Linked DNA regions of Homo sapiens: region 2 is linked to region 1. Evidence: chromatin contacts called from ENCODE Hi-C data. All regions are on one chromosome and are shown on one strand. Each heading gives the region's core, a stretch centred on a gene start or an enhancer-like site at or near the end of the contact. The rest is flanking DNA. Distances are from core to core; before and after follow the strand shown. Region 1 holds the start of CD99 (CD99 molecule (Xg blood group)). Region 2 overlaps PUDP (pseudouridine 5'-phosphatase).

What was found. A loop is a pair of places that touch in the nucleus more often than their neighbours do. Pooled maps may share reads with other maps.
Region 2: a loop to region 1 is called in a map with no recorded cell type, with 10 times the contacts of the local background. The contact joins the enhancer-like site here to the promoter of CD99 in region 1. A Hi-C loop is called at or near these places in 2 of 37 single-sample maps with no recorded cell type and 7 of 50 pooled maps.

The regions. Positions count from the first base shown.
Region 1 is chrX:2,689,080-2,695,437 of GRCh38, reverse strand. CD99 (CD99 molecule (Xg blood group)) reads right to left here and starts at 4,143. Exons shown (of 10, transcript NM_002414.5): 1 at 4,011-4,143. The coding sequence starts at 4,077.
Region 2 is chrX:7,079,038-7,085,319 of GRCh38, reverse strand. The region is part of intron 2 of PUDP (pseudouridine 5'-phosphatase); the gene reads left to right. Among named protein-coding and RNA genes, the nearest start is that of STS, 66 kb to the left of the region's middle. RefSeq lists enhancers at 1,991-2,060, 2,180-2,680, 2,681-3,181. Within about 2 kb of position 1,264, at least 9 of the 41 ENCODE cell types and tissues checked have a DNase peak (open chromatin) inside an H3K27ac peak, as active enhancers do.

The sequences.
Region 1 (6,358 bases), core at 2,894-5,393:
CCTCAAAAAAATATTTTTCAGCCTGGTCAACATAGTGAAACCCCTTCTCTACTAAACATACAAAAATTAGCCAGATATGCAGTGCATGCCTGTAGTCCCAGCTAATTGGGAGGCTGAGGCAGGAGAACTGCTTGAACCTGAGATGGAGAGATTGCCATGAGCTGAGATCGTGCCACTTCACTCCAGCCTGGACAACAGAGGAAAATTCCATCTCAAAAAAAAAAGACTTTTCCTCCTTCGCACCCCGAGAGACACACAGGTCTTATTTCTTACTGTGTCTATAAATCACAAAGGACACGTAATTCTTTTCCCCTAAAGTAACAAGAGTGCTCAGAACATTTTCAGCAGGACTGAAAACCAGCACAAGGTCCACGTGGCTACTGAGAAGTCTATTTCCCCGGGGGAAGATATCTGAGTCCGAAAACATTCCAGACAGTATCCATGAAATCCCGCCATGATTCCTAAATGCTGAATTGGGAAAAGTATTGTATGAGCTGCATTTCTTTCTAAATGACAGCATGTACCCACCATAGGACCTTCAGGAAGAAAAATGATTTCCAGACAAACAATCATTTACTTGAGTATCTCCAAAGTGTAAAGACATGTATTTGTCTTTACATGAAAACTCTGTCTCATACACAGAGAAAGGAGAAAGAGCTAAAGCAGGAAGTTTTTTTTTTTCTTTGAGACTGAGTCTCTCTCTGTTACCCAGGCCATAATGCGGTGACACGATCTCAGCTCACTGCAACCTCTGCTTCCCGGGCTGAAGTGATTTTCCTGCCTCAGCCTCCTGAGTAGCTGGGATTATAGGCGCTCACCACCACGCCCGGCTAATTTTTGTATTTTTAGTAGAGTCGGGGTTTTGCCATGTTGGCCAGGCTGGTCTCGAACTCTTGGCCTCATGTGACCCACCGGCCCTCGGCCTCTCAAAGTGCTGGGATTTACAGGCCTGAGTCACCGTGCTCGGCCTAAAGTAGGGAGTTAAATGCAAAGCAATCAACTTTTACCAGAGCCAAACGCGCTGATGGAAAATCAAGGCAAACTCGCTGGATGATAAAACCCACTTCCTCTGCCCAGAAACATTCTCCTAATAACTTCCACACACACCCACAGGGGCAGGAGACAAGAGCTCTGGAGAGAGTTAAAAAAAAAAAAAAACAACGAAGCCCACACTTGCTCTACTGGGGCGAGGGAATCCTGAAGAGGCCTGGTATTGTTCAAGAGATGTCGGTTCCGTAGATGTTTGGAGTTTTTCAAACCGCACAGGCCGCTGTGCCGTTGCCCCGGGGGGTGGGGCAAATCAGCCTTTGCCAGAGAGCAGGGATGCATCGGATGTGTGCGACTCTACTGTCGGGACGGCAGGCTCCTAACTGCAGGGGCAGCCCTGAATCAGCGCATACATGCAACTCCCAAGCCCTCCTCAGGGTTTTCCACCCTCAACACCACTGGCATTTGGGACCAGATGAATTCTTTGTGCTGGAGGCCGTCCTGGCCCTTGAAAGATTCTGAGCAGCTTCCCTAAGCTGCCCCACCCATTGCAGGATGGTGGGATGTCCCACCCCAGGGTGGCAACCAAAAATGTCTGCAACCATCACAAAGTGTCTCCTCGGGGCCAACGTCGCCCTGTGGGGACATCCTGCTCTCTACAAAGCTGAAGCCTCCTCTTTTCCTCTATACACCTCCCTCTGTCCATCCATCCCTCACCACATCCCACCTGTACCCCTGAGAATTTATGAAGGAACCAAGGAACACAGGGTCCCCAACACTCTGAGATCAGGCCAGAGCTATCAGCACCAGTCTGAGAACCTACTTCAGGCTCAACGGGGTTTTGCAGCCTGATGCACGTTGCTATAAGAAAGTGTGTTCTGAGCATCACCAACTCAAAAGTCAACTTTCCCGATGAAACGTGTATTAATATTATTGGGACAGGCTGTTTCTGTCTCCATCTCTAGCAGGGTCAGACTGCAAAGAAGGGGTGAGAAGCGTCCCTCAAGGAGATCCATCAGTGCTGACGGCCAGGCCCTCCTCTGCAATTGGAAGGATAGGTTGGCCCCTGTTATGCCCCTATCCCACTGCTCTTCCCTACCCACCCACCCCATAGACAGGTACTCTTCCCTTTACTCAAAGCATCAGCAGCTGGAGTTCCTAAGCCCAGTCTGCTTCCAAAATCAGGAGTTCCAGATGAACACTGCTGTGGGTTTAAAAACTGTGCAACGCCAATGAGCCGACATCGTGCCACTACACTCCAGACTGGTGACAGAGTGAAACTCCGTCCAAAAAAAAAAAACCACCACCACCAACAAAAACAAAAAAACTGTGCAACGACTTGTTTGGGGCTTAGAGAATATAAGGCTTTCCACTCACTCTGCTCCAATGACCTGGAACGCCAGACCAGCCGGCAAATCTGTCCCTAGGGCTTCAAAATCCAGCCAAGCCCCTCACCAAGATTTACCACTGGGAACCCCTGAGTTATTTCGTGATGGAACTATAAAGGTCCCTGTGGCCCTGTCTCCCGTCTGCCTGTTCAGATGCCTCTGTTCTCCAGGAAACTGAATTCTTAGGCCACCAGCACTCCCTTGGATATATTTCCCTGACCCCAAGCCCACAGTAGGTGCAAAAGAAGGAAGGCAGGCATGAAGGATGAAGGAATGCATTCGCAGAGAGACAAGTGAAAAACCCGTTCATCTGCAGGTGCCTGGGGAACAAATGCAGCTGATAAAACCCTACAGAGCCATCCCGTCCGTGGTGACAGGTTGCCCGCAAGAAGGACATTTAGGAAGAAAAGGGAGAAACAGGAAGCTCTGCTTGGAACCTCCCCTGCAGGCTGGAAAGTCCTCCAAGTTTTCCTCTACGGAGCAGGCTTCATTATCTCTAATCTCTACCAAGTGAAAGCACAATTTCTAGGATACCCGGGACCCCTTTAAAGAGGGTGTAAATCCATTAGCAACTCCTCCCTAAAAATAGAGACCCGGCCTAGTCACCGCAGCTCTAGGCTGAGCTAGATCCTATCAACACAAATCGGGCCTCCTCCGTCCTCCCCAGGGCCGGGCGTTCCCGCGTCTCCTTCCTAAATACGTCCAGCCCTGATAAGGCCCGTCCTGAAGTCCACACTGCCCGCAAGCCGGTCTACTTAAAAGCCTGCCCATACGAAGAGCAAAAAATGCACTGACCATTGAAAAAAGAATTTATAACATGAAAAAAGAATTTATAACATACCACATCCGGCAGGGTCTCCGTTTCCGTTTCAAAGGGAGGGAAACAGAAAAACATGATTAAAGTAATAATTAGAAATAGGCCCGGTTTAGGGCGTGGGAGGGTGACCGTGGCTCTTTCTTCCCTGCCCACTTTTTCTGTTTTCCGAATTCTCCACCGCCGCAGATGGACAATTTGGTAAGCACACGTTTCTTTCTGCGCCCCGTGTTGCTTGGCGCACAGCACGCGCTGAAATTCCCGGAGCCCGCATCCACAGAGTATTTTTGAACATTTTCAGGGCTCAAAGTTTTTTTCTAACTTTTCCTTCCCTTCCCCCCACCACCCGGGTCTCAGGCTCCTAGCGATTCCAAATTTAGGCCCGGGACGCAGGGCGTGGCTGTGACAGGCAACTCCAGGGCGGCCTCCGCGCGCGGCCTGAAGACGCAGGTCCCCAAACCCTGGGGGTAGATAACGGGGTGGGGTGAGGGGCTCATGCAAAGGGAGAGAGATCTGTAAGAAGGTCCCCTAGATTGGGAAAAATCGGACGCACCTCTCCCAAGGCCGCCCCACATGTAAGAGTTTGCAACTCCGACAACAAACGCTGACTTTTCTCTCTGGAACGGCTCCAGGAAAAGCGTTGGGGAGAAAGTGGGCGCCTCCTCCGGGCCTGGGCCCCCGTGGGCACAGCGCGTCCTGCCGGGCAGGGAGGAGGCTCCGGGTGTCCCCGCGGGGCGCCCCCAACGCCGCATCTCAAGCGGATCCCCAGTCCCGGCCCGCGCCCTCCGCGTCCCCCAACCCGGATCCCTCCGCTCGCTCACCCGGGGCGGCGACCAGAACACCCAGCAGGCCGAAGAGCAGCAGCGCCAGCGCAGCCCCGCGGGCCATGGTGCGCCCAGAGCGCGCAGGGACGGTCCCGGAGTGCAGGGCGTGGGCGAAGGCGGCAGGACAGATACTCCCCCACGGGCCGGGTGGGGCGAAGCCCGGGGACTCGAAGGGGGCGGGTGAGGGGAGCGGCCCTGCAAGCTCAGCGCCGGCTGCGCCCGCCCCGCCCCGGCCTCCACGCGCGCACAGAAGGGGCGGGAACGCCGGGCCCGGGGAGGAGACAGAGGGGGTAGGCGGGCGGGGGTGGCCCAGGCAGCGCCGAGGGGAGTACGGTACACGCCCCGCCCCTTCTCAGGAAACTGCCCACGCCCCCTCACCCACCCACAGGGCCGTAGCCAGGGCGGCGCCGACCCGAAGCAAAGTGAACTACAACGTTCTCGGGAAAGTGCGGGTCCCTCCCGGTTTACAGCCCTCTGAATGCACGCCCGAGGGCGGCCCTTAACTGTAGTGGCACAAAACTGCCGCCCTTCTTGGAAACATAGAGCCCCCTCTCCCCACTCGCCCCTGCAGCCACTTCTCCGCCCCTCACCCCCTGGTCTCCAGTGGGAGCAAAAAAACAAACTTTCCCAGCAGCTCCCCTGCTCGGGAAAGTGCGGGTCCCTCCCTGTCTACAGCCTCCTAAATGCACGCCTGCAACTGTAGCGACACGAAACTGCCGCCCTTCTTGGAAACGTGTAGCCCCCCTCCCCACTCGCCCCTGCAGCCCCTTCTCCGCCCCTAGCAGGGACCCTCCCCTGCTCTGCAGTGGGAGCAGAGGAAACTCCCGGCTCCCCTGCTGGGAAAAGTATGGGGGCCCCTCCCCGCTGCTCACCTCAGGGAGTTCCCCAAGGGGAGCAAAGTGCAATCCTCTCCCTGCTCAGGAAGCCTAGGCCCCCGCTCCACAGGCAACCCCCGTCCCAAGTCCTTTCTAGAGCGTCCGAGCGCGGGGTGCGCAGCCGGGAGGGTGGCGGACGAACCCTTTGCGCCGGACCAAGGACAACCCTTGGAGTAGCCTCTGCGCTGGGGCAGTTTCTCCCCAGAATCCCCAGGACAAGGTTGGGAGTGGGGACTCCTGGTCACGGGAGTTAGTGAGGGGCAATAGGGAACGAGGTGCCTTCTATCTGGGGCACCTGGGCCCTAGTCCTGGTCATGGGCGACTCGCCTTCCAGTGGGCTTTGAGTTTAGACACCCTCCCGCGCCACTGGCCACAGCTGCAGTGCAGTTGTCGCCCTTCCCACACTTAACAATGTTATCTGTTAACACCTAAGCCTAAAATTGTATCCATTTTCCCGCAGGGTAGTGGAACAACTTTGCAGCCTGACAAATAACCCTGAATATTCTTGCATTCCACACTTCAAACTGTCCACGAAAAGAGTCAAACTAGGCCGGGCGCGGTGGCTCACGCCTGGAATCCCAGCGCTTTGGGAGACCGAGGCGGGTGGATCACCTGAGGTCAGGAATTGGAGACCAGCCTGACCAACAAGGTGAAACCCTGTCTCTTCTAAAATACAAAATTAGACGCGTGTGGTGGTGTGCACCTGTAGTCCCAGCTACTCAGGAGGCCGAGGCAAGAGAATCGCTTGAACCGGGGAGATGGAGGTTGCAGTGAGCCAAGATCAGGCCACTGCACTCCAGCCTGGGTGACAGAGCGAGACTCCGTCTCAAAAAAAAAGAAAGAAAAAAGAAAAAAAGAGAAAGGAGTCCAACTCTAACATATTTGAAGAGATTTATTCTGAGCCAAATATGAGTGACCATGGCCCATGACACAGCCCTCAGGAGGTCCCGAGAACGTGTCCTCAAGGTGGTCGGGGTGCAGCTTGGTGTTATACGTTTTAGGGAGGCATGAGACATCAATGAAATTTAAGAGACACATTGGTTTTGTCCAGAAAGGCGGGACAACCCAAAGCAGGAGGCTTCCAGCTTATAGGTAGATTTTAGAATTTTCTGATTGGCAATTGCTTGGGTTTCTTTAAAGTCCTGGGATCAATAGAAAAGAATGTCTGGGTTAAGATAAAGAATTGTGAAGACTCAAGTTCTTATTTGAACAGGAACCCTTCCGGTGCTAGGGTCAGAGAGAAGAGGTTGTAAAATGTTTCTTCTCAAACTTAAAGGCTGTGTGGATGTTAACGCCGGAGAGGCACCGGGAGGCATGTTCAACCCCTGCTTCCCGTCACGGCTTGAAACACTCTCTCAGGTTAAATTTTTAAAGAGCTCTGGCTGAGGAAGAAGTCCATTCAGATGTTTTGAAGGTGGGGGGCGGTGGGGGCTTAGAATTTTATTTTATTTTATTAATTTATTTAGTTTT
Region 2 (6,282 bases), core at 15-2,514, 4.4 Mb before region 1:
TAGTATTCCAAAGCTCAGTGTTGTTCAGAACATGGTACCCTTGTGAGATCACGTGTGACATTTGTGAAGAACCTGGAACTGATGTTTCCTTAGGAAGCCTCGCAACAGTAAGTGCTTTCAGCTCGCTCAAGGAACTTCAAGTAGGCAAGAAATAAGAATGGAAACCCTGCATTACTCCATCAGATCTTGAAAGTTTTCTCTTGGATAAATGTGCCTGTCAATCACATCGAATCTTATCCCCTGCCTCCATGTGCTATACCACAACAGCGACGTCTGCTGGACCGTGTGTGCTCTCTGGGTACACATTTTCCAGGAGGCAGCATCTTATTAGAGAGTAACAGGTCTGTCTTGTGTAAAGGAGAATGCTAACCGCTTCATGAGAAGGCTCCCCACCATGAACTCGGATAACCGGATGCTATTTTTTTAACTTATTTATTTTTTAATTGACAAATAGAAATCGTATATAGTTATCACACACAACGTGTTTTGAAGTATGTATACATTGTGGAGTGGCTGCGTCAAGGTAATGAACACATGCATCATCTCACTTTCTCATCATGTTTTGTGGGGAGAACACTTAAAATCTAGAATCTGAGTGATTTTCACATAGCCAAATGTTATTTTTAATGACCTTTGCCTTAATTGTCCATTCAATATCGGTCATAGATATTTATTGAGGGCCCAGCATGTGCCAGCCAAGCGTGGCCTCCTAATTGGAAACACAAACCCTGAGAAACTCTGAGCATTGTTGTGTAGTGCAGGGGCCATCCTCACACCCCCACAGCCAGCATTCAGCTTGCTTCATAAGCCATGGATGGAGTCAAAGGAAAACTAGCTCACCTTCCCACTATGTATCTGAAATCACTTTCTATTCCATGCTGCACACATGTACTGCAAGGAAAAGGAATGATTCCTGCCCCCACCACTGCCTTCCATTCCTAAGAACAGAGAGGATGGAGTACGAGGATGAGGAAAACAGACGGCAGGAAATAAGCAGTTTATTCACTGGATGTCTGCATGGGGTCTTGGGAGTGCAGAGGTTGTGACTCATTCTTGAGTGGAAGTTTCTAACCACATACATACAACCGCAATAACTGCAGCCAGCTGCTGGAGGTGTTGTGGTGAATCCCAGCGGGTTACAAGGGTGTGAGAAGCCTGGTAAAGTTTCCAGGAAGTGAAAGCACATGAGCTATGTCTTCACCCGCAAAGATGCAGGTAACAGCTCAGATTCTGAGTCTTAGGAAGAGGATGGAGGCCGGAGGGTGACAGGGTTTCTCTGTAGTCCTCAGGAAGTGAAACTGCCTCACAGGAAATAAAGCAATATCAATCAGGCAGTTTCTTTCTGTGTATATTTGAATATTGTCAATGTTTTAAAAATCACGACGTATTTCTTTTTTTTTCCTTCTTTTTTTTTTTGTTGTTGTTGTTGTTGAGACAGTCTTTCTCTGTCGAGTGCAGTGGTGTGATCTCGGCTGACTGCAACCTCCGTCTCTTGAGTTCCAGTGATTCTCCTGCCTCAGCCTCTCGAGTAGCTGGGATTACAAGCATGTGCCTCCACGCCTGGCTAATTTTTGTGTTTTTAGTAGAGATGGGATTTCACCATGTTGGTCAGGCTGGTCTGCAACTCCTGACCTCAAGTAATCCGCCCACCTCGGCCTCCCAAAGTGCTGAGATTGTAGGCATGAGCCACCATGCCCAGCCAAACCGGACATATTTCTAAGGAACGAGAAAGAGCAGCCGTCTGTCCACCACCTGCCCCCCACAACTGTCTTGAACCGCATCCCAGACAGCTTGGTGTCGTAGCTGACATTGCCTGTGTCGGCCCTCCTCTCCTGATTTATTTTAATCCTCATATGTTCTTTCTTCTTCTGGGAATTGTTCTTTTCTAGCATTCTGTTTTTGTTTTAAGGACTCAGTAACTTATATGTCTTCATGAATACTAATTATTATCATGACTGTTGCTTCCTCGCCCACTTTTCTCTGGATTGTCATTTTTTTCTGGCAGATTCCTGTCTTCTGCCTGTTTGAGTCTTCTTCCACAAACACCTGGCAGTGTCTGTTCTGCTCATTCACATTCAAGAACAGAGCACCTGTGTGTTCATTTCCTGGGGCTGCTGCCACAAGATACTGAAAACTCAGCAACTTCTAATAACAGAAGTTGACTGTCTCCCAGTTCTGGAGACTGGAAGTCTGAAATCAAGGTGTCTCAGGGCCACACTCCCTCTGTAGGCTCTAGGGGAGGATCCTTCCTGCCTTTCCCAGCTCCTGGGGGCTCTAGGCATCCCTGGGCTTGTGGCCACATCACTTCAGTCTCTGCCTCCGTTTCCACGTGGCAAAGTGAGCTCATCTCAAGATTTTTAACTTAATTACATCTCCAAAGACCCTTTTTCTAAACAAGACAGAAGTACCATGGGTGAGGACTTCTGTTTGGGGGCTACCGTTCAACCCACTGCTCTCAGTCACACAAAGCTTTTGAAGCATAACACCTGCTGTTCAGGCAGTTGCAAAAGTAGCCCCTAAGAAAGACAGCATGCCAAAGCACCTTCCCCATGGTGGGGTGGGGTGACGGGCCAGGCACCCTTAGGATGCCCATGCAGGAAGTGGAGGCTCAGCAGAATCCCACAGGTGTGTCTGGTCCTGGGATAGCATCAGCGTCTTCTCACAGGTAGCCAGGTGGCATCCATCAGCTGACCACATCGTCTGCCCCAGTGGCACGGGCTGTCTTCCATGTCTCACTTCATAGAGCTCTTCTAGACTGAGGCCCAGGACATGGTTCTCGGCACACAGCGTTAATGACATGCACGGCCCTCTAAGCGGTTCCCTCTCCCACTTTGCGTTGTCAACCCCCGGTACCCCCCACTTGATTCTGTTGCTCACTGCAGGTCTTAGGTAGTACAGAGAATGTTCAGGCTTGTAGGGTTCTGATGGCCAGATCACCCAACAAAAGAATGCCACGAACACCTGAGACCGCGCGGCAGCTGCCTGTCTTCTGCCTCTTTCCTTTGTTTAATCCTGTTTAATTGCACATCCCTGTTCTCACCCACCTTGGGTCTCTAGGATGGAGGAAAGCAGGAGCGTTTCTTCCCACTCACAGTGCTGATTCTCCACATTCCCCAGTTCTTCCCCTGGAGATGTGTCCTGTGAGCTGATTGTTTGGAGCAACAGATACCTAGATATCTGTCTCTCTGCCCTTCCTGTAAACCCACGGAAGCACACCAAATTCTAGGAGCTGGGAACTGGAGTTCATTTATACACATAATTAACCAGCTTCTCCCTAGAACAGAACTCCATTTGCATTTTTTCGTCTTTTACTTCTCAGGGAAAGCCACTGAGTGAGACAAAGTTTGTGTGCACTCTTTAAAAGATGAAAAACTTTGTGAAGGCATCAGGCAGTTTTGAATCAGGTGATTAGGATCGTTCATTCCTGATGATACACTGGAGCTATATCTGATGATAACGACACTACCTAACATTTATCTGGGGCTTCCTCACCCATGTCATTTTCCAGGCATTGTTCTTCTTGTGAATTAATTCCATGAGGAACGTTAATCATTGCTCTTTGACAGATGACAAAATTGAGGCCCAAAGAGGGCGTATAATTGACGGATGTCCCGTAATCTCTGACTGTGGTCATAGTCTTGTCTTGGCTTTCATCTTCATAGGAGTCCCAAGCATTTTGGAGATCTCAGTATGTTGTGGTGGTGTAAAGCAGTCGTCCAAAACCGTTTTTGATTCATTCTCCATCAATAAGAATGTTGAGCTGCATTCCAGTCTAGACACATTGGTGTGTGTTTGTTTATCTACTCCACCTTAGAAATAATTCACAGCAATAGAAATGCAAGAAGGATAAGCTAAAATAAAATAATCGGCCGGGTACAGTGGCTCACATCTCTAAGCCCAGGGCTTTGAGAGGCCGAGGCAAGAGGATTACTTGAAGCAGAACTTCAAGACTAGCTTAGCTAACATAGGGAGACCCTGTCTCTACAAAACATAAAAAAATTTACCAGGCATGGTGACATGCACCTGTAGTCCCAGCTATTCGGGAGGCTGAGGCTGGAGAATCGTTTTGAGCCCAGGAGGTCAAGGCTGCTATGATTGTTTGACTCTGCTCCAGCCTGGGTCACAGAGCAAGATCCTGTCTCAAAACAATAATAATAAAATAATCTGTTTAAGTTTTTAAAATTAATAGCACCAAAGTACTTTAAGAAAATTTTTATACAGTGTGTTTTACAGAGCCATGTGTTTAAGTGTGCTCCATTTTTTAAAATATTGGTTTAAAATTGTGTGATCTAGCAATTTAAAAATCTTGTTTTAAATTCAGATTGTTTTGATACTCAGCTTTAATCACTGTTTATATCCAGACAGAAGTTCATGATTGGCTAATTTTTTTTTTTTTTTTTTGAGATGGAGTCTGGCTCTGTCACCCAGGCTGGAGTGCAGTGGCGCTATGTCGGCTCACTGCAACCTCCACTTCCTAGGTTCAAGCGATTCTCCTGCCTCTGCCTCCCAAGTAACGGGTTACAGGACGCACTGCCACACGTGACTGTCTCTTTTTTAAAAAAATTAGAGCCTTTTATCTCATCCATCAGTTAGGTTAAGGTTTAAATTGAAATTTAGCTAATAAATATAGTCCTCTGTGATACTAATCAGTGGTTGTTGCAAACTAATGAAATAGTGTGGCATTTTAGTATTTTTAACTAATGGATTCAAGTTCTGTAGAAGCTCTTTAGGTGGAGTACTTCTACACTGATTGAATATTGTTTTTATGCGTGGAGGTATGTGTATGTATGTTCATGAGATCTGTCGTTTTCTTGTCTGGCTTTTGTCTGGTTTTGGGATCAGGGAAGTGCTGATGTAAAATGTAAAATGAGTTGAGAGGTGTTCCCTCCAATTTCCTGAAAAGTCTGTTTAGAATTGGCATCCTTTTTTTCTTGGGAAGTTGGTAAATTTACCAGCAAGGCCATTTGATCCTAGATGTGGGAAGGAGGTTTTTAATTACAAATTCAATTCCTTTCATAGGCAGAAGGCTATTCAGGTTATTTGTGTCTTCTTGAGGGAGTTTTATATCTTTCAAAGAATTATCTCATTTCATCTAAATGGTCAAATGTGTTGCCATTAATCCTATAATAATTAAGTTTTTATCATTTTATCGATGTTAGAATCTGTAGTGATGTCTGTCCCCTCTTTCCCTGCTAATGTTAGTACATTTGGATCTTCTTTATTTTTTTGATCAGTTTAGCTAGGAGTCTACTAATTTAATTGCTCTTCTCAAACAACTCGCTTTTGATTTAGTTGGTTTTCTGTATTCTACTTTTATTTCATTGATTTTCTCTCTCATGTTTATTATTTCCTTCCTTTTATTTGTTTTGGGTTTAATTTGCTCTTTTCCTTCACTTTCTTAAGGTAAAAGCTTAAATCATTGAACTTCTTTCTTTCAGGTTTTCAATGTGGCAACTTAGATCACTTATTTGAGACCTTATTATTTAACATATCACTCAATGCCATCAGTTTTCATCGAAGCAATGTTTTAGCCACATCCCAGAAATTTTGGTAGTTTTTAGTTCTCTACAAAATATTACCTAGTTTCCCTTTGTGATTTCATCTTTGACCCATGTCTTACATAGAAGTGTAACATCCAAATATTTGTGATTTTCCACATTCCTATTATTAATGTCTATTTTAATTCTACCATCGTTAGATAAGGTATTCTGTATGATTTTAAGTATTTTATAATTTTTGAGAATAGTTTTATCCTTATAATAGGATATTTCTTGTTGAATGTTCCACGTGCACTTAAAAATAATGTGGTTTCTGCTGTTGTTGGGAGAAGTATTACATAAACGTCAATTAGGTCAGGTTGCTTGACAGTGGTTCTGAAGTCTGCTGTGTCCTTACTTCTTTTCTGTCTACTTGTTTTATCAATTACTGATAGAGGAGTTTTAAACTTCCTTCTACGTTTGTGTTTCTCCATTCAGTTCTATTGGTTTTTGCTTTATGCATTCTGAAGCTCTGCTATTTGATGTTTACACATTTAGAATTATGTCTTATTGATGAACTGATCTATTTGTCATTATGAAATGTCCCTATTTATCCCTGATGATAGTCATTCATTGTTCTAAAGGCTTGTTTGTTATTAATGTAAGTAACCTGGCTCTCTTTTGAGCAATAGTTATGTGGTATGTAGTTTTCTATCCTTTTATCTTCAATCTATCTGTGTAGTTATATTTAAAGTAGGTTTCTGTAGACAACATGTAGTTGGGTCTTTTGTTTTTCTTTTTTATT